Regions from separate parts of the Mus musculus genome. Here all the other regions are linked to region 1. Evidence: chromatin loops called from intact Hi-C (ENCODE). Cell type or tissue: left cerebral cortex. All regions are shown on one strand. Links, peaks and the distances in the headings refer to the core of each region. The heading gives the core; the rest is flanking DNA. Region 1 holds the start of Slc41a3 (solute carrier family 41, member 3). Region 2 has its middle 17 kb from the start of Hdac11. Region 3 overlaps Iqsec1 (IQ motif and Sec7 domain 1). Region 4 overlaps Iqsec1 (IQ motif and Sec7 domain 1).

What was found. Peaks named below come from ENCODE experiments on the same cell type or tissue, not always from the same donor. Only the 100,000 strongest peaks of a DNase experiment are listed, where the experiment ranks them.
Region 2: a loop joins it to region 1, with 5 times the contacts of the local background. A loop is called at or near these places in 2 of 42 quality-filtered maps.
Region 3: a loop joins it to region 1, with 2.1 times the contacts of the local background. A loop is called at or near these places in 6 of 42 quality-filtered maps.
Region 4: a loop joins it to region 1, with 12 times the contacts of the local background. A loop is called at or near these places in 16 of 42 quality-filtered maps.

Annotation. Positions count from the first base shown.
Region 1 is chr6:90,603,387-90,610,885 of GRCm38, reverse strand. Slc41a3 (solute carrier family 41, member 3) reads right to left here and starts at 6,006. Exons shown (of 11, transcript NM_027868.2): 1 at 5,878-6,006. In left cerebral cortex, for the core only: CTCF peaks have their summits at 2,522, 3,544 (motif pointing left) and 4,143 (motif pointing right); DNase peaks (open chromatin) are centred at 3,524, 4,155, 5,451 and 6,098; H3K4me3 peaks cover 1,107 bases; H3K27ac peaks cover 684 bases.
Region 2 is chr6:91,136,190-91,143,688 of GRCm38, reverse strand. No RefSeq gene overlaps it. Among named protein-coding and RNA genes, the nearest start is that of Hdac11, 17 kb to the left of the region's middle. In left cerebral cortex, for the core only: a CTCF peak has its summit at 3,578 (motif pointing right); a DNase peak (open chromatin) is centred at 3,589.
Region 3 is chr6:90,653,095-90,660,593 of GRCm38, reverse strand. It overlaps Iqsec1 (IQ motif and Sec7 domain 1), which reads left to right. Exons shown (of 14, transcript NM_001134384.1): 14 at 1-996. Among named protein-coding and RNA genes, the nearest start is that of Slc41a3, 52 kb to the right of the region's middle. In left cerebral cortex, for the core only: a CTCF peak has its summit at 4,065 (motif pointing left); DNase peaks (open chromatin) are centred at 3,984, 5,109 and 5,308.
Region 4 is chr6:90,725,500-90,732,998 of GRCm38, reverse strand. All of the region lies in intron 1 of Iqsec1 (IQ motif and Sec7 domain 1), which reads left to right. Among named protein-coding and RNA genes, the nearest start is that of Iqsec1, 81 kb to the left of the region's middle. In left cerebral cortex, for the core only: a CTCF peak has its summit at 4,148 (motif pointing right); DNase peaks (open chromatin) are centred at 2,831 and 4,141; H3K27ac peaks cover 1,507 bases.

The DNA.
Region 1 (7,499 bases), core at 1,570-6,569:
CCTGACCTGGCACTGAGGAGGAACAGAACACCCATCTAGCTGGACAGTGGTGGCACACAACTTTAATCCCAGCACTCAGGAGGCAGAGGCAGGCAGATTTCTGAGATTGAGGCCACCCTGGTCTACAGAGTGAGTTCCAGGACAGCCAGGGCTACAGAGAGAAAAACCTGTCTCTGTCTCGAAAAACCAAAATTAATTAATTAATAAAACCCCCCCAAAAAACCCAAAAAGCCCACTATTCTAGCATGTACCGGCTTCTATCCTCACTACCAATATCCAACATGAATGAATGAATGAATGAATGACCAACAAGAAATACAGTCAGAACCACCTTTGTCAGAACTCTGGGAATTAAGCCAAGGCTGTAGCAACCCAAGGACTATCAGGAACATTGTGACCTTCACCATATTAGTGACATTGCGAATCAGTCTCATTGCCTTTAGCCTGGAAGATGGGTGGCTGGGAGGGCTGGTTCCGTCTGCCAAGGTGATTAGATTAAGAAGTGCCCAGGGCATTGCTGAGGCATGACTTACAGAGATGCTTAAGCCTGTCTGTGGGTTGGGGTCTAAGGCTGGATAAAAAGAGAGAAAGGTACTTCCTGGACTGCCCAGATGCAAGCAAGTTCCGACCTGTTCGCCCGTGTGCCTGCTGCCTCACTGATATCCCTTAAGGTGCTTCTATCAGGTATTTGTTCATAACAATGAGAAAAGAAACTAAAACCTCAGTTCTCCTTGGGGAGAAGCAGCAACAGAGCTCCAGATGAGCCCTGGTCCTTACACCCATGTGAGGTTCTGAGGACACTCCCTCTGCAGATTGTCTGGAGACTGCTAGTACTGAAAACCTGGGAAACAATAACAGGCTGATGAAAAGGTTTAAAAGGGACTGCACGGGGGCAGGAGATGTTCCAAGGCCATCTAGACATGCAGTAGGGCTCACGTCCAGTGTTGGATGCAAGTTCAGAAAATGGCTGACAGGCATAGGGTGAAGGCAGGCAAGGGGAGGCAAGTACTAAGGGCTCTAGGGTGGGTGGGGTGGAGGGGTGCCCGGATTATCCCTCAGTGGGGACTGTGGACTGGATGGGTCACTTGGCAGCAGTGATAGCACAGAATGGTGTTCAATGACTTCAGAAGTCACCAGGCAGCAAGTAGCCACAGTACATCCTCCTCACAGGACACACAGAAGCAAGAAAGTACAACTCAAAACAGGAAGTGTTGGCAAAGAGGACCAGACACTGGCCCGGAGAAACCCTCAAGGTGGGTCTGTTAACATGTTTAAAGAACTCACGGAACCCCTTAGCCCAAACTGACAGAACTGGCAGGGAGTGTGCACACCCTGAAGACGCTCCCCTCAGGCAGAGAGCACAAATCCAAGGCTATGGAGTATGGTGTGCATGCTTCTGAAGGCAGCCCATGGCTAGAAAGACAGGCAGTGTCTAGAGCGATGGGCAGGGCTGTGTGTCACAAAGGGCCTCACAAGGGCCTCACAGGTACCAGAGGCTCGGGAGGAGGGAGGTGGGGATGAGGGCCAGCCAGTGACCCCAACAGGCCCTCCTGGGGCTGAGATTTGCCCAGTACCCCAGAACACTGAGAAACAGTGAATCACTATTATAGAATGTGTTGGCCACTACAAGATAATGGCCAAGCTCACTCCGAGATTCCAAAATAGTCCATCCAATCTTCCCTAGGGGACAGGGCTGAGAGAAGACTGCCCATGTGGGACAAAAACTGCCCTCTGCTGCATGCTCAGAAGACAGCCTGGCTCACAGCATCCAAGGGCTAAAAATGAACTTGCTTGTGAACGAAACAAAACAGCTCAAAGCTCTCCAAAGAATAGGCCTTCTCCCATGATTCTGGGAGGGACGGTGCGTCCCATAAGTTGGAGCAACAGAAAAAGAAATTGAGAGAATGAGATGACCACCGGACGCTGGGAAAGCAAGGTGCTTTCAGGACACGCACGAGTGGATAACTAAAGTGAAGGAACAGCCGAGGCAGCAGCCAACAAGGAGCAAACACGGTGCAAATGAGATGCACGTAGCCCAGGCTGGCCTCAAACTGGTTGTGTAGCCAAGGATGACCCAGAACTTCCGATCCTCTTGCTTCCTCCTCCGGTGGAGTGCTGAGATTACAGGTGTGCACTGCCATGATCATGTGGCACAGGGGACTGAATCCAGAGTTTCACACATGCCAGGCAAGCCCCTTACCAACGGAGCCACATTTGAGGATAGCTAAGCACATCCTGGATGTAAGCAGGAGCCAATGGACCAGTCCAGATACGCTGGAAAAATAAGAACTAGACAGGAAAGCTGAGCCAGCCTAGTGCCACAGGACCACCAGGCAGAAGGTAGTATTCGCGGCTGCTAAGCGTGTGTGTGTGTGTGTGTGTGTGTGTGTGTGTGTGTGTGTGTGTGGTCAAGAGAGATAATCAACTAAAGAGGCCCCTATTTTCTAAGAACTAGGTACCTAGAGGAGCGGTGTCACACAGCTGTGCTGGGTGCACAGGAAACACACCAGCACAGCCTGGTGGTCAGCACCTGTAACTCCAGCCACTCAGGAGGCTATGTGGGGGTGACCAATGCAGCCCAGGAATTCAAGATCAATCCAGGCAACACAGCAAGCAAGGCCAAACAAGCCTATCACTCCTGGCTGACCGCTAATTGTACTGAGATTAAGGTTAGTCACGAATGAGCTTCCAAATATACAAAGAAAGCAGGTCATGACAGAGAAGCAGAGCTTTCCAGCCAGGCTGACCCAGAGAAGTCCCTCACTGTATTGCATGGCCCGGGTCCCAGTTCCTAGCCCATAATAAGCCATGTATAAGAAAACGTCTACCACTACTGCCCAGAGAGATTGCAATTTTGTCCTGCTTGAATTTGGTGAAGTCCCTAAAACTCTAGAAACACACACACACACACACACACACACACACACACACACACACAGAATAATGAAATTACAGAAAATAAGGAGAGTGGGAAGAATTTCTCTGCCCTCCCTAGGTGTGTGTGGTGGCACTGAGGTGGTACAGGATGCCTGTAGGTATCAGAACCTCCAGTGCTTAAGTTCCTTATATAACATGTCACCTGCATAAGGGCAAGGCAGGCCTTTTAGTTGTGACACTGCCCAACACAGGCCTGTGTTATAGAAATGGCCATGGGTTATTCAGCTAATATGGCAAGTGCAGGGGTCTGTGGATATTCAACAGATACAGCTGTTTCCGCTGAATATTTTCAGTTCTGGGACCAGTCGGCTTTACAGATGAGGAACCCGCAGATACGGAGGGCGCCTGGATAGGCACTCCTTACCATGGTGCTTACTTAAATGTCTCCAGTGAAAACACAAACGTTTGAAGAATTTGGGCATTGTGCACAGCTCCTGTCTCATTAGCTGTGCAAATCAGTGGGGTGCAACCACCAAGTACAGCAGGGTGGGTGTCACACCCGGTCAACACACCCAGTACTAATCTGAAGGAGTCCCCCTCTACGGACAGACACCTCCAGTTCTCAGGGACAGGAGCAGAGGAGTTGCTCTGTTTGAGCGCCCTCTGCTGGCAGGGAAGAGCTTGGACACCGTGAACAGCCAGAGAGAATAGTCAGAAGGACCAAACAAGAAAAATAACAAAATAAAAAAGTATAAAAGGAAGCCTTTTGATCCAAAAGTCACAGATTCAGACCCCTAGAGAGCAGGGAAGAGAAATAGAAAAAGAATAAGAGATCAATCCAAGAGTATCAAAGTTTAAACATACTCACAGGGCAAACTTCTGAACGAAATTTACAAAATGGTAAGATTAGAGCCAGTGAGATGGCTCAGCAGGTGAAGGTGCTTGCCACCAGGCCTGACAACCAGAGTTCAGTCCCTGGGACCCACATGGTGGAAGGAGAGAACTGACTGAATCCAAGTTGTCCTCTGACTTCCACAAGTACACTGTGACAAGCAGACAGACAGACAGACAGGCAGTCAGACAGACAGACAGACAGTCAGACAGACAGACAGACAGACATCAGTTTAAAACTCTTAAAAGTCTAGAAGAAAATATTTGGTTGGGCATGAACTGCATGGAGGTCCCCCTGGGGAAAATGAAGCGTGAGCAGAAGCAGCTAACAGCAACCTTGCTGCAGTGCTCTGCTTCTCCACTAGAGGGCCCTAAGGCCCATGCAAACAAAAGACTGCACACCTGCCTACCGGCAGTGACCATTTGGCCTCACAATCCTCACCGCACATGCACCCTGGCCAGGGTGTGCAATGGGGATCAAGTCAGTCCCTAGCGTGGCTCAGCCTAGCAGTCGGCATCCAGCAGACATCGGCACCAGTCGGGGATATCCTGGCCCATCAGCAGGGACCTCCATGAAGGTGACTGAAGATTCACTGGGAATGTTCAAGTGTCTAATGAGAATACTGTCACTGGTGCCTCATTCAGGCACTAAACACTACCATTCAGAAGCATCCTACTGCCCGGAGAGATTGGCCTTAAACACAGGCCTGTGAGCACCTGCTCAACAGTCAGGTACTAAGCATCCCTCTGGCACAGCACACAAACTGATGCCCACTTGACTGAGACAGGGAGATTCTAACACGAGGCGGGTGGGCTGAGTTTCTGGGATGGATGGGTTGCCTCTTAGCTGCCCACTATGTAGAATAAGGAGAGCACATCTGCACTTTATCTTCTTGACTTTATAGAACATTCCGGTGGGAATGTACGGGAACCCAAACTCAGGGTTCGAATCCCAGTTTCTCCTCTTCGCAGATGTGTGACCTTGGGAGAGCAAAATACCATCCACCTCAGAGTATGAACGGAGCGCTGTAAGACCCTTTATCCTAGGGTACCTTCAGAGGTTTTGCTTACTACCAAAAATATTAAGAGAACATTTCTAGAAATAAAGAATTTGTAGGTTTTGTGCTCAGTTCTGAGCAGCATGGTGGACCGATTCAGTTAACACTACACTGTCCCTCCTAGAACATGCAGCACTCCTCGGCATAGGGATCTATGCTGCAGATGCTGCCCATCAGCTAGTCACCCTCTCAACAGTTGTTAGGGTGGCTGAGCTGTTGGCCAAGCAACGCTTAGTCTACTTAATAATGGCACAAGTATAGTGATGGTGACAATTGTATCACAGTATATGATTACACCTGCCCTACCTTAGGGGTGTTCATCTTTTACTGTGTCTAGTTCACAAGTTAAGCTCTACCATAGGTATGTATATTAGGAAAACAATCTATATGTCTGGATATCATTCCAGGATTCAGACACTCTTTGGGAACATGTTTGTAACTCCCTGCAATAAGGGGAGATCACTATACCCTTCTATAGTATATTTTCCTTACAGGGCACTTGGCCTGACTCCAGGCTCTTCTGTACTACTTTACAGTCGTGGTTCTTAAGCTACCATAGTACCAGCATGAGGCCAGCCAGCGTCAGGAAGCAGAGCAAGCTCATCTAGATATCTGGGTCAGGTTGGAATGGCTGCGTCTCTAAGTGGTCTCCGTGGCGAAGAAGCAGTTTGAAAACCTGAGTTTTAAAAGATTTATAGAAAGGATCTGGTAGACTGAGGGATCTTCTCAAGTCTGAACAACCTCTAGCTTGACAACCTGGAGCGCAGGGACAGCTCGCTGAGCCTGCCTTAGGGTGGTCAAGGATGATCTCGGGGTGCTGAAGGAGTTAACCATAACCCCTAGAGTCAGGCGCTCTGGGGTTCATCACAGGCAGAGGGAGAGAGATCAGCGGGGCGGGTCCCTGCAGACCTTTGGAGCGAGGATGCCACAAACTGACCCGCCCAGTGTGCCTAAGACAGATCCTGTGCCCCACGCCCCATCCCGAGGGCCATTGACGCTCCGCTTTCCCTTGGCTTCCCCGGCTCCCAGTCCAGCTCCTGCCCGCGCTTACCGGTCCTCTCCCGGCCGGCGGCGAAAGCGAGGCGGCCAGGCGCGCGCTGGACACTGTGGAGGCCTGCGGCGGGAGGAAGCGAGAAGGGCAGCAGGCGGGCCAGCCCCGCCCTGCCTAGGCGTCCAGACAGAGGGGCGGGGCCACAGGAGGGGAGGGTTGCTGGGCGAGTGTTGTGGGCGGGGCCAATCCACAGAGGTGGCGCTTGAAAAACCCAATTTTTAAAGCCTTTTAGTCAGGACAGCTCTCTGATCGAGCAGTGGGGTGTGCAGGGATGCTCCCTGGGTGCCGAAGGACCCAATGACACGCCTCAGAGGCGGTGCCGCTTGGGGTGGGGCCAAGAAAGAAGAAGCTAGACCCCGGAACAGGACCATGAGTAGGGCGGGGTCACGGGCGGGGCCACGGGCGGGGGCGGGGCTGGGCGACGGAGTAGCCTCCAGTAGCACACTGCAAGGGCCAGCTTCCCTTAGGATACACATTTGCCTGTTCAGTTTTCAATCTGACATTTCTGAATATTTCACCTTTGAACACTTGTGTATGTGTCATGAAAGTTCTTCTGTCCTTCAACATGTGTGATCCTCTCACTCTTATCAAGATACAGCCTTGGAAGACTCAGCCAGCAGTGGTGAGCCTCAGTGGACACCAGCTCCTACAATCTATCCCGTGCCCCCACTTATGGCTCTTGGCTGATTCAAGAATCCTGAGCCCTGGCTGGATTCTAAGCTGCCAACTGCACCTGCAGAAACCGGATGTGCAAGACCTGTAAGACAGTAGTTTTGAAGAATACAACACAAAAAAAGTATGACAGGGCAAGGCCCGGGGAGATGCAAGCCCAGTTCCTGGATTCTGTCCCCAGCAAATGAAAAACAAAACAAAAACAGATGACAGTGTTCCACATGTTAGGAGAATTTACAGACTGGATGGCTTACATTGTCAAAATATAGTGCTGAATTCCAAGCTCCCAAAGTGATTGCATTTGTCAATCCAGCTTATGTAAGAGGTAGCAATGAACAAGTGAAGTCACAGGGTGCAGTCACAATGCGACTGGAGTCCTCTCAGGAAGAGACCCTGCCAGCTCATTCTCCCTGTGTGCATGCAGGTGAGACATAGAAAGACAGTAGGAGGGAGGCGTCACCAGGAATAGCCATCCATGAACCTTGAACTCCATGTTGATATGCTTTCATTTATTGTAACAAAATCAACTTATACAAAGAAAAGGGTTTATTTTAGCCCATACTTTTGAAGGTTTCATAAAGGTTTAACGAGTTTGATTCCCAGACTGAGGCACTGTGGGCAGGTGGGGGGTAGCAGAATCTTAGGTCTGACTAGAACAGGGAAAAGCAATAACTGGTGTCACAGTCTTGAAGAGAACCCTGGACCTCAGCCCCTGATCCCTCCATCACAAACCCTTTGATTAAAGGCTGACCCAGAAAGCCCTGTGACAGTGAAAAGGAGAGGCAGAAAAGACAACAGGAGGTTCACTACCAACATGGCAACACGTGAGTTCTGGGAAACTCAGAGATAGCCGACTAGAAAGAGCAGAGAGCAGGACAAGGTCACCACCCACTAGACCTCACATGAAGCGGGTACTCCCTGAGGACAGAGGTAGCCAGAGGCGGGCAGGA
Region 2 (7,499 bases), core at 1,607-6,606, 530 kb before region 1:
ACTTTTTCTATTGCTATGACAAAACATCCAACAGAAGCAAGTTAAAGGAGGAAGGGTCTATTTTGGCTAAGAGTTTGAGGGTATGATCTGTCATGGAGGTAAAGGCTTGGTGGCAGGAGTGTGGAGCAGTGGTTACACAGATGAGCAGAGAGAAATGCATGCTGGGACTCAGATAGTTTTCTCCTTCTCATTTGGTCCAGCCCCTCACGGAATCAGGTCTTCTGTCCTTAGTCAAACCTCTCTGGATACACCCCACAGATGTGCTCAGAAGCCTGTCTCCTAAGGCATCTCAAGACTAATTATTATGGAGGTGGAGAGTTGGCTCAGCAGTTAAAAGCACTAGAGGAGCAGGTTTTGATCTCCTGGACTTATATGGTGGCTCACAACTATCTGGGACTCCAGTTCCAGAGGGATCTGATACCCTCTTCTAGCCTCTGCAGGCACCACACACGCATGGTGTGCATGGTGTGTGTGTGTGTGTGTGTGTGTGTGTGTGTGTGTGTGTGTGTGTGTACATGTATGCATAGCACCCATATACATAAAAAATAATTGTTGGAAGATTAGCCATATCATCCAGCCAAAGCAGCTCCACCCACTTTATACTTTGCTACCCTGGCTCATCCCTGAGCTCCCCAGGGGCCCTTCCTAGTTCTGTCTACTGTGCTGTTGGTTCTGGGATCTCAAGGGTCCACTAAGGCCCATGTGGTGCATGCAGCCTTGGCTCTAGCCTGATGACCACTGGGAGGAAGTGTAACACTCAAGACTCGGGAGCAAGTGAGAGGAAGTGAGGTTCTTGAGGGTGTGTACCCATGGAAGAAGACACAATAGACACTCACCTCTCTCTACTGTCTTGTAGTTCAGAGCTGTGAGGTAAGCAGCCATCTCCTCCATCTATTCCCCACCAGCACAGGCTGCCTCACCACAGCCCTGAAAGCAACTCAGCCATGTGCAGTGCCCATGGAACAAAACCTCTACAAGTCTGGGCCAAATGAACCCATCCTCCTTCTAAGCAGACTGGGCCAGTCTTTTGTAATGGGAAGCTGATTGGCACACAACTTTCTGCTCTCAGTGAAGATTCACAAGAACTAAGTCCCAGCTTGGCTCCCTGGGCATGTTCCTGACTCCTTGCTCCTAACAAGCCCTCAGCCTCTCTGGCAGCCTCCTGGGATGCTTGCTCCAAAGTCAAACAAAGAGTATGTTGTGATGTCCCCAGGGATCAGAGTCAAGGGGATGGGCAAATGTCACTACCTGTCATTCTCAAGACATATAGGCTTTCAGTGAGATTCACTTTCCACATCTAGAAAGGGCAGGGAGGAGATGCTGGCTAGTTTCTAATCTACTTGACACAGACATAGATCTGGGGAAGAAGAAATCTCAATTAAGAAACTGCCTCCATCAGACTGTCCAGTAGGCAAGTCTCTGGGGCATGTTCTTGGCTAATGATTGATGTGGGAAGGTTCAGCTCATCTTGGGTTGGATGGTGCCACCCCTGGGCAGGTGGGCCTGGGTCACATAAGAAAGCAGACTGAGCAAGTCAAGGGGAGCAAGCCGTACAGCAGCGTTCTTCTTTGGTCTCTACTTCAGTTCCTGCCTTGATTTTGCTCTGGTTTCCCTAAATTATAGACTATTGAAGGTCATGTAGACATATAAATCCCTCCCCAAGTTACTTTTTTATCACACCAATCAAAGCACACTCAGCTAGTGTGCCTCACCTGGCTGGCTATCTGTGAGGCTAAGTGACCTCTCCACCCGCTATAGAGCCTCACTTCTGAGTTATTGCCACTGACAAGTTACAGTTGTGTCATATGCATTCAACTGGCAAGAAATCAAAGGAGAAGAAGAGGGAGAAGGGGAGTTTCAATATATAACTTTCCCCCAGGTCCCTCCAAGCTACACCTGATTTTTACTGAGGAAAGGGGAAAGCATACCTAAACTTACAAGAGGACAAAGCTTTGTGTGTGTGTGTGTGTGTGTGTGTGTGTGTGTGTATGTATGTGTTTTCGAGACAGGCTTTCTCTGTATAGCTCTGGCTGTCCTGGAACTCACTCTGTAGACCAGGCTGGCCTCGAACTCAGAAATCCGCCTGCCTCTGCCTCCCAAGTGCTGGGATTAAAGGCATTCGCCACCACCACCCGGCAGGAAAAAGCTTAACTTTTTTTTTTTAAAGATTTATTTATTTATTATATGTAAGTACACTGTAGCTGTCTTCAGACACACCAGAAGAGGGCATCAGATCTTGTTACGGATGGTTGTGAGCCACCATGTGGTTGCTGGGATTTGAACTCCGGACCTTTGGAAGAGCAGTCGGGTGCTCTTACCCACTGAGCCATCTCACCATCCCTGTTTTTTTTTTTTAAAGGACAATGCATTTGTTAGTTTTCTATTATTATACCAAAATACCTGAGAAAAATAACTAATTTTATTTAGTTAATTATTTCGTGCTTGGCACTGGAAAGATGGCTCAGCAGTTAAGAGCAGATGCTATTTTTGTGGAGTTTGGTTTCCAGCACCTGTGCTCAGTAGCTCACACAGCCTATTACTCCATCTCCAAGGGACCTGACAGCCCTTAGGGCTCCATGGCTATCTGCACTCACTTGCACATAACCGTACACAAACGCATATTCACATAGTTTTGAGATATAATAACACATCTTTAACAGAGAAAAAAAGCTGGTTATATGTCTTAGTGATTAAGAGGCTGATCTTCCAGAAGGCCCGGGTTCAATTCCTACTACCCACAGGATGGCTCTCAATCAGGTGTAACTCCAGTCCCAGGGGATCCAACACCCTCTTCTGACCTCTGTGGGTACTGCATTCACATGGTGCATAGACATGCATGCATGCAAACCACTTGTGTATAAATAAACAAACAAACAAACAAACAAACAAATAAATAAATAAATAAATAAATAAATAAGAGAGATTTATCTTGTCCCTGGAGGCTGCAGTTCAGGGATGAGCGGTCAAGAGAACAGTAAATTATGGAGGAAAGATGTGCATCAAACAACTTATCTGTGATCTGAAGAGGGAAAGAGAGAGGAGAGAGATAGAGACAAGGCAGAGTCAGACACACACACACACACACACACACACACAGAGAGAGAGAGAGAGAGAGAGAGAGAGAGAGAGAGAGAGAGAGAGAGAGAGACCCGTGGGGGCATCTCCTAATCTCTTTCAAGGGCACACCCCACATGACGTAAGGAATTTCCATTTAAGGCCTTAATTCCCAAAGGTACATAGAATCTCCACTCTGGAAAACACATTTTATCACATCTATCTCTCAGACATACAGCATCCACATTTTTATCAGGTCCTACTTTCTGTTGAGGATAATTTAAGGATAAATTTCAAAGAAGTTAACTATGATGGAATTTGAGTTTTATGCACAAGCTTCAAACCCCAAGCTTCACATGTGCAGAATTCTTTCAATATCCTCCTAGAACCTCCTTTTCTAAACCACTAGATACTGGACCCTCTGGTGCTTCCTTTGAAACAACAGAGTCAATCCTGGGGACTCAGTGCCAACAGGGGAAGGAGCCAAGTCCACTCTGGAACGCTAATGCTTTTCTTTCTGCCACAAGGTGGCGCTGTGAAACAGCAGTCCAGAGGAGCGTGGTGAAGGATCTTGGGCCTGGTGGCTTCCTGCTGGCCTAGAGGTCCACACAATTTTATTCAGTGAGTCACCTCCAGTGGCCTCAGTAAGCTCTTGGTGGCCTAAGCCAGGAGAGAACAAACAGGTATCAGTTGCTAGTGGCAATGGGTGCCGAGACAGGTGTGGGACAGTGGGCCATGCCAGAAAACTTGGTAAGGTTGAGTTCATAAACCCTGGCACCCTTATACCTGAGGACAGTAGGTGTTTCATCTGCTCTCGACCAGATTCCTGGCCTGTAACACATGACCACAACTCCCCACTGAAAGAATGTGACCACTAGTCACAGAGCACAGAGTTCTCCATGCTAATGAGATATCTAGCTGGGACATGAGGGTTTAGCCAATAAGCTTCACTTCCTAGACATTTCTTCCTGCAAAAGATATTTTATCTCTGGCCCACCTTGAGGAAGTTTTATGCACCTATTCTCCATGATGAACAATCAATAAACAGTTTGGAACCAAGGACTGTCTCTCTCATCAAGAATAGCCGTGAGGCAAAGTCTTCATCATACAGAGCCATGCTGCCTAAGTCTCCTGTAGAAGCCCCCCTCCATGTTCCTGGACAGCAAAGTCAGAGTTCCCCCTCCCCCAGCCCTGGGCTCCCCATTCTGACTCCTCCCACTTCCCAGCAGGAGTCTGGGTATACAGGAATTATGGAACACCAGCTTTGGCCTCACCCAGGCTGGGGTCCTCATCTTAGGCTGTGTTCTCCTACCTGTAAGTGGTACGACACTTCCCACAAGCCCAACATCTGATGGTAGCCTACGATGAAATGTAGCCTAGTGTCTTTTGTCTATGGGAGCACAGTTCACGCACCCCAGTCGTGAGAGGAACTTAAAATGCAGACAGGAGCTACTAATGTCACAGCCATCAAAGTCATCCTATCTGGTAGGTATGGTCTGAATGTGAAATGTTCCGCCACAGGCTCCCACGTTTAAAATCTTGTTCTCAGCTGGCGGCACAGTTTTGGCAGGCTATAGAATTTTTCAAAGTGTGATCTGACTGGTAGAAATGGGCTCTAGGACCTTTGAAAATAATTTTAACCTGTTCCTGCTGCCATGATGGACTGAAATCTCCAAACTATGAGCCAGAATAAATCCTACCTCCCTTAAGTCACTCCTGTCCAGTGTTTTGTCATGTAGTTGACAAGAGACTCGAGGGTTTTTGCTGTTGCTGTTGTTGTTTAGATTTATTTTATAGGTGCAAGTGTTTTGTTTCCATTCATATATGTGCAGCACACATGTGCCTGGTGGCCATGGAGTTCAGAACAAGGCATCAGATTCCCTGGGACTGGAGTTTCAGAAGGTTGTAAGCCACCATGTGGTACTGGGAAGAGAAGTTGGGTCCTGTGCAAGAGCGGCGTGCCAAGGCTCTTATCAGCTGAACTATCTTTTTAGCCCCATTGTATTTGCTTTTAATTAATAGAAGTTGCTTCTTAGAAGTGATATTTTACTTTCTCATCTAGGTAGACTGAAGAGCCACTGAAGAACACTTATCATGAGAAACATTGAGTGGTTTCTGTTAGAGAAATGCAAATAGAACAAGCTCAGAAGGGTATTGCTGGGGATGGGGTGATAACAAGACTCCAACCCAGCAATGCAGCACTGTGTGGGGCGGGGTGGGGGTGGAGGATTTGATGCTAGAGCAGAAATTCTAAGTAAAATCAGTAATGGAGATTGGGAATGCTGTGGAGCAATCTCTTCCGGACTGAAACATATAATCCCGGAGGTAAATAAACTAAGTCCCAGGAAAGCTCTGGAACCTACCAGAGTCACAAGTACCCTCCTACCCCAAAGTCATTATTCTAGCTTGTTTTCTGTTGCTGTGAACTAAACACCATGACCAAAAAGCAACTGGGGAGGAAAAGGTTTATTTGGCTTACAGGTCACAGCCCATCACCAGGAGAAGCCAAGGCAGGAATTCAAAGGAGAAACTAAAGCAAATCCCATGGAGGAACTCTGCATGTTGGGCTTGTTCCTCCTGGCTCTCCTGGCCAACTTTCTTACACAGCATAAGTCCACCGCCTAACATGGTACTGTCTACAATGGGTTGAACCCTTCAATACCCCCACAGACATGCTGATCAGATGGAGGCGATTCCTCAACTGAAGTTCCTCCTACCCAGGTGTGTCAACCACAGTCAGCCATCATAGTTACATAAGCAGAGTATAGTGAGGGGAGGGACTATTTCTGTCCTAGTCCACTGCCTGCCAGTCCTGAGGACAGCCCCAGGGTTCCAGCTTTTGTGAGCTATGCCACCCACTGTCATTCAGGCACCTGTAAGTCACCCCTCACCCACACTCCTATAACTAGCCTAATACACTCATTGATCCACCAGGTTGGAATTTGGGTGGTATTAACGGAGGATGGAAAAGACCCTCTCCCATAATACAGAGCTGACAGCCCAGAGTACACGGAGCTAGTGGTGGAGGCCATCTGATAGCCTACGACCATGAGTGACTGGATGGGTCCCAGCTGTCATCCTCTGACAATCAAGTGTCTACTTCTCCTCAGCTGCTGTGGCAGCAAAGGAATGAAGCACATGCGAGCGGCCCTGGACGTAACAGTCTGCGTTTGACAGCCCAGACAAGAGAAGCTGCAGCCCTCCCTTCCCCGGCAACGTGGAGGGAGAGGGATAGAGCTGTGGACCTTAGTGGCACCACCCTCAAGTTTTGGCAGGCTTTCTCTTTCCACTCCCAGGATTGACACTTCTTTCTCAAGTGGTCCAGTTTTGCACAGTATTTGCATGCACACACATTCAGTAGCCAGGCTCTCTGTGTTAGACAAGTGAGGCAGAGACGCAGACAGACTTGGTCTCAAGAAGCTGAAACCGCTTTATTGGAACAGCAGAGGGCCCCAACCTTTGATGGGATGAAGACTGAGCTCGTCTAGAGGGGCCGGGGACACCTATATACATATAGGTAGTTGCTTTTGCTACCTAGGCATGTTGTTTCTGCAGGCAGGGCTGAGATGTCAGGTTGTGGCTAAGTAGTTCTTTAGGGTGGGCTATCACCCAGTATAGCCTGATACAGTTCCTCATGACCCGAGGCTGGTATCCAAGATCCTCAGAGGAGGAAAGAAAAGGAAGATGTCAGAGCCAGTATCCCACTGGACTCCAAGTGGCTCTAGGGAAGAAGATATTACCTTGAACACCAGAGTCAGAACTGTGGGCAGAGCATGGACCTCTCTAAGGCTCCCACTGCCTCATCCTCTGAGGTGCCATGCCGTGCTTCACGTCTGCTGTAGATTTGAATCATTCCTGCAGCTGTCTGTAGCCTGTGAGACCTGCTGCTCCAGAGACCAGCAACTCCAGCCTCCAGGACCTGCTCATGGGGTGGGGGTGGGGTGGAGACTTGCTCGGTTTGCTACCAGTGTCTCAGCAGCTGCTTTTCTAGTCTCAAAATACACTCATGTTCCTGCTAAACCACCTCTGCCTCCAAATTCAGTTCCTCTGACTGCCCCTTTGCACTCCACTCTTGCAGGGGAGGTGGGCCAGAACCTGAGAGTGACCATCTCAGTACTGTGGCTTTGGCTTCTCATCAGTTCCCTGTCTGTGGTGAATAGATATTTGTTCAACTCTCCCCAGGACATTAACATATGACTCTTCAACTGGGAGTGTAGCTCAGTGGTTCAGCATGACTTAACATAGTCAAGGAATGAGGCTCAATGGGTCAGAAGGACTGTGATACAAATCTGGAATGGAATGCAAAGCTGACTAGCTGAGGACTTGTCTAGCACATGAAAGATCCTACCTTCTATCCCAGCACCAAAACCCTCTTAAAAGCTGCTAAGGAATAGATTTTTACTTCTGGTTTTGCTTCTGTCAACAAGCTTGTTTTGCCAGAGAAC
Region 3 (7,499 bases), core at 1,539-6,538, 50 kb before region 1:
TAGTGTATCTGACTGGGGCCAGCTGGCGAGGAGCTGCCCGCTTCACAGTGCCCCGAGTTCCTTGCTTATGCTCCACGTACTGTCTGTCCTCAGTTAAAGAACACTGTCTGACAAGGAAGGGGGACTGTGCTGCATGTGACCTGGCACCAGTCGTGTGGGGCTGTGCTCTCTGTATTGTACATTTACAAAATACACCAGTGTTACTGTTGGCAAATAGTTGGAGTGGTAACATTAAATATGCCGGCTTTTTTTTTTTTCACTCTCTCTGAGCTAGTGGTAAGTCAACCATGAACTTGAGATTGTTCTGAAAAAGACATGGCTGTTAGGTACACTCTCACTCTTTTTAAAGGGACACTTAGGAACAAACTCAAAGGAAGGCCCAGTTTATCTGGTAGGGTGGAGTGGGGCCTCCCTCTCTCCACAGTGTCCTGTATTCTCCTGGCTAGCCAGGGCTCTGGGCTCCTCCCATGTTATCTTTCATGTGTCCTAGAGACAAGCCGAGGATAGTGGGTGAGTTCTAGGGACCAGGCTTCTAAGCATACTCAGTCTTTCTCTGAGTTCCTAATTCAATATGTTATCGGATCAGGATAATGAGAGCTTGTGATCCTGTGTTGTTTTACAGACAGGGACCTGTCTTCATAGGATGTGCCTGGGCCTGCAAGTCACACAGCAGAACTAGCTTGGAAAGCATAGGCTTTTTTTTTTTTTTTTTTTTTTTTTTTACTGATGTCCCTTGTTGCCTGTTATTCAGCTATGGCATTGAGGCACTGAGTGTCTACACTTCTATTTACCACTGTCAGGATACACTTAGGGCCTTCACTAATGACCCGAGTTATTCTGGTCATCTGTGGAACTGGTGACAGATGGAATACCTTAGGGGAGGCAGCTGGTAACATCACAAAGGGCTTTGCAGGGACAAGAGTGAAGTTGTGGATTTGTATTTTTTGAAGCTCCCAAGTGAGTTGTAATGTGAAAATAAAGTTCAGCCTAATGTGCCATCATTGTCCCCAGCCGCCTGATGTGGAGCATGCTCTCTAGCACATTTTAAAGCCTCCGTGTTTTTTTTTTTTTAAAGGGTTAAGCATCAGGGTTTGCATCTGTGCTGTTCAAAGACTTGAGAGCCACCCTGTTGTTTTGTGATGGGGGAGGTGGGTGACTGCCATCTGCACTGTGAGGAAGACCCAGCCAAAGTATCACTGAGCCCAGGGTCCTGTGGGAGATCCCATAAATCCTGAACCTCACGTAGTGTTACTTTTCCAGGTCATTCTACTCTGGTCAGCAGGGCGTGGTCTCCAGAAGATGTGACCAGGCTTGTCCTGTCTGGACACAGCTTCCCCAAAGACCCCTAAGGAACTCTTGAAGGTGCTGCGGAGAGACTTAAATGAGGGGCCAGGAGTATTCAGCAATGTCCATCATGTCTGTGTCAGCAAATGCTGAGGCTTGGGGCTCTCTCACTGAGCTAGAGGGGAAGTGGCTAATAGGAAATACCAGGGGCTGAGAGCAACATACCGGGAAAAGAATAAGAAAAACCCAGCTAGCTCAGTCCTGAAATATTTAAGAGACTCAACTCTTAATCTGCCCATCCTCCACATTGGTCAGTGTGATGTGTAAAGCTGACCCAGGATATCTCTACCCAATACACAGAACTCCCAGTGAGGGTCCAATTCCCTGTGGGACTTTCCCAGAACACCCTTTGTTGATCTCCTTCAAAAGTACCACACTCATGGAAGTGAGCTATGCAGTCTGTTCTAGGCCATTCCAGTTCTCTCCCAGGTTAGACCTTACCAGGCTGCAGCCTGTGGCCATTCCAGTTCTCTCCCAGGTTAGACCTTACCAGGCTGCAGCCTGTGGCTCTCTGGAAGGGCTGAGTTACAGAGCAGGTTTCCTGAAGCTATACTCGTCATTTGTCTCCCTTGGGGGCAAGGGCTGTATCTGACTGTAGACCAGCCTACAGCTGGACTGGACAGAATGCCCTTGAAAATGATCTGTTGTTGGGAGATAGGGATGTTGGGTCAACACCACTAGCAGACAGGCTCAGGATGTGGCCTTCATCGCACTGTTAACATCCCCAACAGTGTATCTGACCCCTGCCGACCATGACAGTGTGAAGCCTGGCTAGGGAGACATAGAAGACCTGAGGCAGGGATTTTGTTCCTGTGACCATCTGATTGCTGCAGGCTGTACATGGGTTCAGCCATTCAGCTCCAGAAGTATGCAGTCCTCACCTGCTGGCTTCAACTGCTCTGATACCTACACATCCCTTCTTAGAACTCTGCATGGCCCCTTGATCCTATAAGCCCTTCCTTTCTGAGCCCTACAAGTCCTTCCCCTCTGGACTCCTTCATAAGCCCATCTCTTCCTGCTCTCCCTAGGCCATGTCATGACACCTGTAACTGAAATGATGTTCCTTGCTAGCAAGTACATCTGTGCTGTGAAGATCGCCTAGTAGATAGTATCCTATGTACCTTTTGTATAGATTTATGACTTTTAGAGAAACCATTTCTTCCCTCTATTTCAGTTAAAGCAACGTGATCAGGGTCATGAAAGAGGAAAACTCCCATTTAAATCTGAAAGATATCCAGGCATGGCAGTACAAGCTTGTAAATCTTGGAAGTCAAGAGGCTGAGACAGGAGGATTGCTCTGAGTTCATGGCCAGCCTGAGCAACGTAGTTCCAGGGCTACATAGCAAGATTATATCTAAAAAATAAGACAAAATAAAATACAAAACCAATGTGAAAGACAGACATTCAACTTAAATCTGAAGGACAGTCCCACTACAGTTATCACAGGCTACCCTCAGAGCAGATGCCAAGGAAGATAGAATCATAATTAAAATAGCAGGTAACAGAGGAATCCTTACTTGGAGTTTCCCTCCAGCTTTTGTGAACTACCCTGGAGAAAACAACATGCAACTCCATGTACAGCTTGGCCATGCACAGCATTTAGAAGAGCAAAAGACATAAAGACCACAGGTTGGTGGGAAGACAGCAGAGTCAGGATGAACCCACAGCACAATACAGTCAAAGGACTCTGGGAGAATGCCAGTGACCTCAGCCAGCACTTACCCTGAGAAAGGGTCCTTATTAGGAGGCTGTAAAGATAAGGGTCGGACTTCCACAAGCAAGCTTTACAGTGGGATTGTACTCAGTGCACTCACTGCCTAATTACACACTCAAAGAAATGTGTGAACACCTTTAGGGCCTGAGTTCAGAGCCCCAGCAATCATGTGAAAGTTGGGCATCAGCATTACAGGAGAAGAGACACAAAGACACGAGGACCTCTAGAACTCAGGACAGCCAGCCTAGGCATATCAGTGAGCTCTGTGTTCAATGAGAGACCCTATCTGAAAGGATAAGATGGAGAGCAAGTGAGAAAGATCCTGAATGTTGACCTGTAGACTCCATACATATATGCGCACACCCACATGAACATGTTCACACTCCATATACAGAGTGAAGAAGAAGGTAACTCTAAGGCAACCTACCTGTCCTGGTATTATCAATGTAACACAACCTAGAGTCACTTAGAAGAGGGGACCTAGTTGAGGAATTGCCCAGGTAAGACTTGTTTGTGGCCATGTCTGTAAGAGACTATTTTGATTGATGCTTTGATATAGGAGGGTCCAGCCTGCTGTAGGTGACATCATCCCTAAGCCTGTGGTCCTGGGCTTAATAAGATAGCTAGCTGAGAGAGGAATCAGGCCAGGGAGCATCTTAAGAGGCACTCTTCCCTGGCTTCTGCTTCCAGTTCCTGCCTTGAGTTCCTTCCCTCAGTGATGGGCTATCATCAGGAAGTGTAAGCTGAAATAAACTGCTCTCCAAAGTTGCTTTTGGTTCTATCACAGCAACAGAAAAAAAGTAAGTAGAGCACTTCCTTTCATGAAGCCAAAGTAAACAAGCAGTTAGGGATATGAAAACAGACATATGGTAAGCTCATGGTAAGAAGAACTGAGGGCTGGCAAGATGACTCAGCAGATAAGAGCACTGACTGCTCTTCTGAAGGTCCTGAGTTCAAATTCCAGTAACCACATGGTGGCTCACAACCACCCATAATAAGATCTGGCGCCCTCTTCTGGTGCTGTCTGAAGACAGCTACAGTGTATTATTTATAATAATAAATAAATCTTTGGGCCAAAGCAAGCAGGACCAACCAGAGAGAGCAGGGTTTACTGGAGCGAGCAGAGGTCCTAAATTCCATTCCCAACAACCAGATGAAGGCTCACAACTATCTGTACAGCTACAGTGTGTACTCATATACATAAAATAAATAAATCTTTTTTTTTTTTAAAAAAGAACTGAAGGAAAAAAATGCAGTCACCTCAGGAACAATGCAACTCTAATCACCAAGGGAAGAAGGGCTAAACCAGGACAGGGAGCCAACCAGGGTAGGTAGGTGGGTTGGGGAGCACCCTGTAGAAGCTGGGGTGGGGATGGGATAGGGGGTTTCTGGAGGGAAAACCAGGAAAGGGGACAGCATTTGAAATGTAAGTAAAGAAAATATCTAATAAAAAAGAAAACAAAAATAACAGCAACAAAACCCTGAAAGGATCCAAGAGAGTGAAACTGAAGGGTGGAGTCTGAGATCAGAGCACAGGGAGACATCGGAATGCCTAGTAGTCTGTAACTGGAGTCCCTGAAGGAGAGCCATGGAACAGGTAGAATGGTGACACAAAGCTGAGGGAAAACCATTGTCCTGAGGGCTCATCTCAACAGACTGCAAGAATGGATCAAGATTCCCTCACCAAGAGAAGCTATAAAGTCATTGACCTTGGCAGATAAAGAGGACATCGACTAAACAGGACCACCAAATACAGAGAGCACATCACTGATGAAGACAGACTGGCACTGGGAGGTAAAGAAACAGAGTGAGGGTCCTATGAGCAGCCAGCACACTCACACAACTCCTGTGATGATGATTGGGGTGTGGGCTTCACTGAGCTGAGGAAATTGGGTTCATTTTTTTTGGGGTAGCCCAAGAGAGGGTTCTCAAGAAGAAACCAACATCTGACCTGGTGACCGTCTGCAGCAGATCTGTCTTACCCTGACAAGGGGCTATCAGCAATCCATGGACATCCTGGATGGAGCAGAGCCCACACAGAGCAAGAGGCCTGGTCTGGCTTCAGGTGGAACACACATCTCTTGTCCTCAGACTCACTCAAGATTCTTGCATCTGGAATTCTGGACTTTATTCCAGAGATACCTCCAATCTTTGGCTCAGGACTACAGGTCACACCCCAGGCTCCCCATGGTCTCAGGCATGTGATTTACAGCTGTTCTGGGTATCTAGTTGGCACACAGCACACCATGGGATGTTGTAGGTCCCCAGCATCATAAACCAAATTCTTAAATAGATCCCCTCCCACATATCTTTCAGGCTCCAGAAACCAGGATACACTGTAAGACACCAGAGTAGAGTAGACGTGCAGCTCAAAACAGCAACCAAGCTACTATGTCTAAGTAGAAACATGCTCAAGTCTCATCAAAAGGCAAATAGTGTAAGAGTGGCTTGCATGTTATAATGTGCCATAGTAATTCAGATCAAGACTTCCAACTCAGTGACATTGAACGCTGAGTGCCTGGATTCAGGAGATGCTCACCCAGGAAAGTGCTTTTTGTATAAGCATGAGGGCATGAGTTCAATAGCTGGAATCCGGTGGGGGGAGGGGGGGAGAAGCTAGGCTTGGGCATGTGTGCCGATATGTGCCGAGGAAGCTGAGACATAGGTCCCTGGACTGGGACTCAGCAGGCTAGATTATTTGGTGAGTTCCTGGACTGTGAGAGAGTTTTTTTCGAAAAACAAAACCAAAAAAAGTCAATAATACTTAAGAAATGACACCTAAGTTTGGCCTTTGACCTCTCTACATACATGTGTGCATGCAGCATGCATTCATTTCTATGCCATGTTCCAGCAGGATTCAACAGGTTTGGATGGGAGTCTCCTTTGCCAAGGACCTGTTTGAGGAATACCCTTAAGTCAAGAGTTGGAGTGGCCACCCAGCTTTCCATGAAATCATGACAGGTTTGGATTGGAACTGCATTCAGTCTATAATGGATCAGAGAGCCAAACTCTGCCAGCTCTGCCCCTATTCTGAGGCACACATAAGACAGCCCATAGAAAGGCTTCATAAACAAATACAAGGGCACTCTCACACAGGCAAAGATGGGGTAGGGGCAGTAGTTTCATCTTGGTGTCTAATGATGTAAAAAGTGGCCTCAAAAACAAGACACAAAATCACATGGTTTATAGTGCAAATTCCCAATGAAGATATAAATTTAGGGCCATGTAGGTATCCAGTAATGCAGTGGCCACCTTCAAAAATCATGGCATCACTGTAAGGTCCTGCCAGGCCACCATGCCTCTACTTCAGACACATATACATGTGTGCATGTATGCAAACATGAATCATACCTGTACATCCACACAGGTACAGGGGAGGGGAAGGGAGGGGAGAAGAGACGAGAAGAGGAAATAGCTCTCACATATGTACACTCATACACAAATAGATTCAAAGACTTCAATACTAAAGATGAAACCTCTGTACCTTCAAGTTTCACTGTTATCCCTTGCTTGGACCAGCTGGTACTTACCAGACAGACTACAGGGCCATCCTCAGTGACAGAGGCCAGCCTTTGGACAAGGCCCACCAGCCACAGCAGCAAGAAAAGCTCCCCCTGCTGGCTTGCTGTGCAAACTCCTGCTCAGAATGCCAGTGGGCAATGGTTCAGTTCCAGACTTAAAATGGTTGATGTGCTCACTCACAAACCACCACCTTCAGGAAAGAAAACTCCCCCTTTTCCACCAGAGACTCTTGTGCCTGTGACGAGCCTGTCTGTCCTGTCTCCAGACTTCGGTGAGCCTCCTATCAGTAGTATAGCCATTTGCATGTTTATGTTGTATGTAAATAAATTCATGGCGTGTGTTCTCTCTCTTGGCCGTGTCCCCCTTGCTGTGGAGCTGTAAACACTCACTTGTTTGTGTGTTTAGTATTTCATTGCAAGGGTGTACAAGTGTTTATCAAAGCCCACACAGCATAAATCCACAGAGCCCAGAAGCTCAGAGAACTGCAAGCAAAAAATTCACAAAAACACCATCAGCACAGCAGCATCATACAAGGATCTGAGATAGAATACGGGCTGACTTGGCACAAGCCATGAGAAGCTCGAGCAGGGTTAAATGAGAAATAAATGTCAGCAGAGAACCCTGAAAGAAGCCTTTGCAGACACCAAAGGCAACAGTTGCGACCTCAAAGTGAAAAGCAACAGGTTCCTGAGACAGCCAGGCCCACAGCACACACAGAGCTTCCTGGGAGGTGCATAGCAACCAAGGAAGCCTCTATTTTAAAGGTATCTCCAGGAAGCTAAGCCAACACTTTAAATAAAGATTACACATGAAAAAATTCTGAACATGGACAGGAGCCACTAGGGTTGTACAAGGATGAGGGCAGAGGGTGGAGTGGGTAAGCCATTGTAGATGATGGAGAGATGGTGGCGGTGGATGG
Region 4 (7,499 bases), core at 1,564-6,563, 120 kb before region 1:
AATGCCCTATAGACTTGTCTATAGCCAAATCTTATGGAGGCATTTTCTCAATTGAGCCTTTCTCCTTTCTGATGATTCTAGCTTGTGTCAAGTTGACATAAAAGTAGCCAGCACAGTTTGGAAGTTACAAGAGGTGGGGATGAGTAGCAACAAGAGGGACTGAAAGGTGGTGAACTTGGGTGCATGAGGCTTCTGAGGCAGGACATGAAGACAGCCGCCCATGTCCTCAATCCTATGGGGTTTTAGATCCAGATCTCAGTTTCCTAGCTTTGAATATGACTTAGCCCAAGTCACTAGGCCCTTCATAGTTTCAGTTTCTGTCTGTCTGTTTGTCTGTCTGTCTGTCTCTTGCTCTATCTATCTTATCTATCTATCTATCTATCTATCTATCTATCTATCTATCTATCTATCTTTTTTTTCAGCTTTTGGCTTTTTGAGACAGGGTTTTGCTATGTGGCTCAGACTGCCTAGAACTCACAACAAATATATAGCCCAGGATGGTCTCTTGACTCCGTAGTTCTGCTTCCGCGTCCTGCATTGAGATGTCAGGTTGCAGTACCATGCCTGACTTTCTTTCTCATTGGGGTGATGACAACACTGACCACGAGCTAAAGGCACAGAGGATGATAGTTCTGTGTAAGCACGCATGTCTTACCGTTGTTTCTAGTTACTGCCTTTGGGGGAGACGACAGAAACCACTGAGAACCTCACAGTCCAAATAGCAATGTCAGGTCCACATCTGTAGAGTGATTGGTAGATGTGATGGATTTTGCTGTCTGAGCTGAGGTCACCACAGGAGCAAAGCTGTGTGTCTGAAAGGAGGGCGTAGAATGAGTTCCACCATTGCTTGGTAGCCCTGAGTCCCAGCTTGGGGCCATGCCCGTTCCCATTCCTGTCATACAGAAACAATGTACTCAAACAGAAATGAATTTGGCCCTATTAGATGTGTTTTGTCTCTTACTCATCGTTCACCTCTTCTGATTGGTGAAACAAGGGTTAAAGTCAACCCTGTTTCAGTGTTTTTATGTCCTCCTTGATTTGTTGAATTTGAATTTGGGTAATTCTGGTTCTATTCCTTTCTGAGGTCATCGATCCCTCTCAGCAACCCCTCCATCTCTTCTGATGAGGACTTGGGAGGGATTTTATGGTTTCAGTTCCTCCTTTTTCTCCAATTCCCATCCTCATCTTTCTTGGTGAACTCTCACACATTTGAGGAATCCAGTCCTACCCACAATCCACCTTTCACAGTAGGACTCAACCCCACAGGAAACAGATTTGTGTGCAGTAAGATCCCCTGGCAGATACCTCCTAGGCAGCTCAGCATCTCTGAACGAGGCAATCTTAGGCTGTACTCAGTCCCAGCCTGTGTCTCTCCCATTCCTGTGGTCCCAGAATCAGCAGCAGGCTCTGGGTGATAGGGCCTTGCAGGGGAAAATGGCCAGAAGCAACCAAAGGGCAGACACTTCCCTTCCCCGCCCCACCCCACCAGCTGCTGCTCCTGCCAAACAGGTCCTGGGGCCTCAGGTCACATGTCCAGCCAGAGCTGACTCTGGCACCGGTGGATTAAGCAGGGGCTCAGGGTTTATGACCGGTGCTGGCTTCTGACAGGGAAGAGGGCTGGAAAGGCTCAGCTGCAGGGACATAGAGGCTACTGTGGCCACCTCTCAGCAAGAGGTCCCACCCAGCACCGGACCCAGGTAAGGAAAAGCAACGCCCCACCCAGCTCTGGGTGTTATCTAGAAACTGAAATATCCCATCCCAGGTTCTGTTTATCTAGGTGTTTAGGAGGCTGGGAGATGATGACTCCCAAGCTCCAGCCTTCAGCATCTACCTGCCTGCCAGAGCTTGAACATGGCACAAGATTTCTACCCACTAGACCCTCTTCTCAAATGTGTGCTCTGGACTGGGAGGGAGTCTGGCCCTGGAGCCCCCTTTGGATTGGTGGTCAGTTCCTGGGCTGATAGGACATAGCCTGCTGAGAAAACAAAACAAGACAAAACAAAACAGCCTTCATTTCATCTCCATAAGAGGGGAGGAAGGTCTGAAGACCAGGCACCTCACTACCACCTCTTCTCCTACCTTACAAAGTGTGGAAGAGCAACCGGTCTCACAGATATGGAAACTGTACCCAGCCCCATCCAGCATTTCAGAGGCACACCCACGGGGACCTATGTGTTACAGGCTTGACTACTGGTCCTCAGTGGGTTTCTTGGGTTGTATGGCAAAAGGCAGTTCCTCCAGTGCAGAGAGCCCAAGGTTTTGAGAAGAAAGTCAGGGAAAAGCTAGCATCTGGGATCCCATTCAGCCATGCACAGCCCTCCCTACAATGTGCAATTAGCTTGTAGTGCTGGGATTGACTTGGCATTGTACTGTAGACATCACAGTGGTACCTGTTTTACTGTTAAATACCCAGAGACTCTAAAATGCTATGGTGAAGAATGTACCTTGAGACCCCAGCCCTGCCCCCTATACCCCTCAGGCACTTAGTCAATTCAGGCTGTTTTCACGGATCAATAACTGAGGTTCCTTAGTCTTCTGGAGTTCTTAGCTCCTGTCTCCGTCCTTCTGGGGCTTTCTGTGTTAATGTGCATGTCTCTTGCCCCAGTGCTTGCTAGGAAGTACAGATTATGGTCAGGAACTCTACCCTGGAACTGTGTACAGAGGAGAGTGTGTGCGCCCCTCCCCAGAACAAGTATGAAAAGCATTCTGGGGTGTCTGTCAGCTAAATATTGATCAGCCACCAAGGGTGTATTCTAAAGGACCCTGGGCAGCTTGCTGTGATTTTATGTCCACCCTCTCGGAACTGGGTCCCTGGTGGCCACCTCCCTCCAGAAGGCACACAGATTGTCAAATTCTGGCACCAGATTGTCCTCGTCAGCAGGGCTGGAGCCTGGCACGGGGCAAACAGTAGGAATTGTGAGCAGAAAGAACGACTCCTCTGTGCCCAGTAAGGCCCCAGGGCAGAGACTAGCCCCCTACCCCACTACCAGATGATTCTGGGTTTGGAGTGGGGGTGGGGGTTGAGGCCTAAGGACCTGGCTCAGGCCCAGCCTAGCTGCCAACTGGCCACTGTGTGACCTTGAGCCAGCTATGGCGACTGTCCTCCAGGCTCCTGACTCAGTGGGGTGCCCAGGCTGTGTCAGCTGCAGGAATCATTAGAAGCTTTTGTCCCCTTAAGGAACCAAACAAACTGTACAATGTCACCTCAGCCACCAAGACTGAGGAAGGTGGTTTTTTTCGTTCAACATTTAGTTGCTTATAAATACCTTATAGGCTTTTGAGGCACACCAAGAGGAAGCTGAAGGCAAAGAAAGCTAAGCCTGGCCTTGTGACATCTGGGCCTGCAAGTTTCTTATCGCTGGCCATTTACATATCTCCAAGGGGACTGGGTCAGGGCTTTGTCTCACCTTAGGTTTGAGAAAGGAGGGGTAGCAGGTGATCATGTGGGAGTCACAGGTCATACATATTAATTAGCCTTCACCTGGACTCCCTGCTCCCTCCAAGAAAAACAGTTGGCCTGGGGAGGTGTGGCAGGGACCAGAACTCACAGCCATTCAGTGGGCTAGAGCCTCAAACTCTTTCAGTTTTCACATGTTGAGTTCGTATACCCACACAAGAGCAGTTGGCCTGCACTTTTGCCCCACCCTGGACCTGAGGTCTGTGTCCACCAGAAGAGGCCCTGTGAATTCTTACAAAAGAACCCTTGGCAAATGCCTTGTGAATTCCGGTCAAAAAGAGCCGTGCAGCATTTTGCTTTTGCCCTTCTGGTTGTGCATCTGGTCAGGGCATCTCTGTGGAGATTCTAGCCCTCTGTTTGTCCAGCCTAAGCATTAAAAAGCCCCCTTGCTTCTGTGTCTGTTCCAAGAGTGAGGGTATGGACAAGGACTCACATTGAGCCAGCATAACTCACTTCACCCACAAAAACTTGTTTACAACCAGTAGCACTAAATCTGTGCTGAGCCTAGGGACAGATACACAGACAGCCTATCTTTATCCAGAGAAAGGGCCATGTTCCCTCACAGGTCACCCAGGAACTGAGTCACTGAAGGTAGGTTTGGGTTAGCCAGGTCCTGAGGCAGTAGTACCTCTGGGCTCAACCAGTCTCCAGGCTGGGCCAGCCAAGATGCAGTTCTCCAGCAAGGCAGCAGGTGGCACCAGCCTCTAGCGGTGGTGAGTAGTCTGGCCTAGCAGGCCTAGGACAAATGGGGCTGGAGACTGCTCCCTCCTGAACTTGCTAGGCTTCTCTGCCCCTCACCCACACACCATCCCTGAGCCCCAAATGCAGCTATCAACAACCCATCTTTCATCCCCTCTGAAGATTGTTCCACCAGCTGTGGTCTGGCTATCTTCTTAAGCCAATATAAATTTGCCCCAGGGTCTGTCCTAGAGACAGATGGAGACAGCTGTTGGAATCCCTGTTACAGGCAGTGGAGCTCAGGAGCTAGAGTGCCTGGGTTCAGATCCCAGCTTTGCAGACTTCAAGATTAAATGCTGGTTCCAGGAGAGTGAGCATGAGGGTCCCTGTGAGTGAGCCGGTGTCAGGCAGGGAGTGCTAGATGCCATGCCATTCTATCTGTGCACAGGAAGGACTGCTGGAACTTGGTGACTATGGTCAGGACTTACCTCCTCAGCTGCAGCATTAAGGTATCTGGTCCAGCACCCCAGCACTGCCTCTTGCAAGCTGAGCACATTTGGGCTGAATCTTAGGTTCCTAAGGCACCTGGCAGGGGCTCATGCACTGCATGTCAGAGCCTCAGATTGTGCTGTGGGTGGGGTGGGCTAGATGAGTGGGGGATTCTCCACTGATTCTGCCTTTAGACCCAGAGTACTCTCACCCCTTTAAGACAAGGTTGGACCTAAGTGTCAGTGGGGGCCTAGGCATGGGTAAGGCCATATGGACATCGTTAAGGCTGAGGACATTCCTTGCCAGCCATGTTTCTGAAGTATTTTCCCAAGAGTTCAGATAATTTTAATAACAGCTGCTGTCAGTCTGTTTCACCTCACTTTCTCTCAGTGGAATTTTCTGGAGGTTATGTGCCATGTTGGTTAATGGAATGGCATTGTTGTCTTTATGCTAAAAGAAAGAATGTCTCCTAATTTTTGGTATGGTAAGTATTGATAGCCCTCGTGAACAATTTGCAGATCCTCAGTAAAGATGGGCACGGTGCTACAAGCCTATAATCCTAACACCTGAGAGGTTGCCACAATAGGATTGTTGTGAGTTTGAGGCTAGCCTGGGCAAAATCAGTATGAAAAAAGAGCTTAAGACAGAAGTTTGAGTATCACTTGCCTATATTGAAAAAAATTAAAAATGTAAGAGTACTTGATAGGGAAAGGACAGCTGAAAGTTGTTTCAATGTGGGACCAACAGGGATGGTGGGAATCGCAGCCAGATAGATAGTGCTCAGCCAATCACAGGTCATTGACTCTGTCTGTACCAAGTTCCCATAGACCAGAGTAATCCAGGGTCTGTGATGAAGCCCCAAGTGCAGCTCAGCCACACCAGGCCATTTTGACTCAGAGCCACCCCCGGTGGCAGCTGCTGGCCTGGAGTCTCAGCATCTCTGTATGTGTAGGAGATTCTGCAGGCTACCTGAGATCAGATGCAGACACTAGGAAGGGTGAGAGCAGGTCTGAAGTCTTACGTCCCAGGCGTATCCTTGTGGTGAGCTCCAGGTTCTGATGAGGCTGCCACCTCATAGTCAGTGGTTGGAGGTTACTGTCCAGAGTTGGTTCCTGGTTCTTCTGGGCCTGACGTCTTGAGCATAAAGAGGACATGGAGAATTCCAGATAGCACCTTAGTAGTTCCCCTCAAATATAAAGAGCAGCTCTGCATGAGAACGTTTTACTCAAGCCTTGTGTCTCTCACTTATGTAATGTTTATTTACATGGTTAAGTACTCAAAGTACACCAGAGGACACTGGGGATTGTCCCCTCCCCTTCTCCCTCCACGCTGGGGACTATAGCAACACTTCTAGTTTCCAGTTGCCTGGCTCTTTCTTCTAAACTTTGCTTGTCATGGCTCAACTTCTCATGTCTTATTCAACATTTATGTTTATACAAGCAAGTATATATAAACATTATTCCCCTCATCTTTATTTTGCCTTGCTGGAGTTGGGCCCAGGGCTTCACCCATGCTAAGCAAGTACTCTGCTGCTGAGCCACATCCCAGTTCCTCAGCCCCCCACTTCTCCACATGGACTGTGAGGATGAGATCAGACAGCGTCTGACACCTTGTACAGCCTGCTGTTTCTCACTTGGCCCTAGGACATAGACATCATTATCTTCTATGTGGAGAGGGCTTGAAGTTCAGAGAGGACCTTAATTTGCCCAAGTTGCACAGCTAGAAAATGGCAGAGCCAGGAATCAAAGGCGGAGCCGGCAGGTGCCAGATGCCTCTCTGGCTGTATCTTCTACAGCCTCACTAGGGAGCAGCCCTCGGACTGGCTGTGTGGCTTTGTTTGTTCCCTTACTGTTCTGACTCCCACTCTGCTTTTCTATGGTTGAAACTCACCTGAAATGAATCTGTTGTAGGAAAAAAAGAAAGAACATTGGCTTTGAGCCCCAGCACACACACAAGGCAGGCTCAGGGGCTGGAGGTAGAGACACTTTGTTTTGCCTTTCTTCATCTCCTGTCTTGGTCTTCCCACCATTTTCCAAAAGAGCTTTGTCCTGCAGCAGAGCTTTGGTCCCAGTGTCCCACATACACAAGCCCTGATTGCTCCTCTAGAACCTGTGTGCTCTGTCTAGCGCTGCTTGGATCAGCTGTGTGACCCTGGGCAAGGGAATTAACCTGTCTACCGCCACTGCCTGCTGAATGGGATATGGTCAAGATTAGGTGCAGTCACATTTAGATACCTTAGCTTTGTCTTTTTGTTTGTTTCCTTTGTTTGTTTGTTGTTGCTTTTGCAGAACACAGTCCCCCCCAGTTAAGTGTCTTGCCCTTCAGTTTCCTATTGGTTTTGTTTACATTTATATATCTTTATATTGTATTATATTAATTTATTTTATAATTTATAATTATATATTTATACAATTTATATAAGTATATAATACATAACATATTTATTATTCTTTTAGTCATAAGTTGAGATGCTTCAGAGACATTCTTAGCCCATGCCTTCTAGGCACTATAAGCCCTTTAGAAAGAGGGCAGCTCCTTCAAAGGGGCCCCAAGCTGATGCCACTGCCACTGAGCCTATCCCATCCCCCATGCCTCCTGTGGCCACTCTTGCTTGTTCAGACATTAATTGGTTAGCCTGCAGCCATAAGCCCCAGGCAGTTCCAGCCCTGCCACAGAGGTACTTGTGGCTCTTAGGTTATTGGGTACTGCTTGTACTGTGTGACCTTGGGTCTTTTTCGGGTGTTTTGCACTGTCTGAGCCTCAGTCCATCCAGTATTAGGAGAGTCAGAGTTACCCTGGTCTCCTGGGGGAGTTCTCACCTGAGAAGGCATGCCCAGAATGGTAGTGCTGGCTCTGCTTGTTCATTTCTCATCCT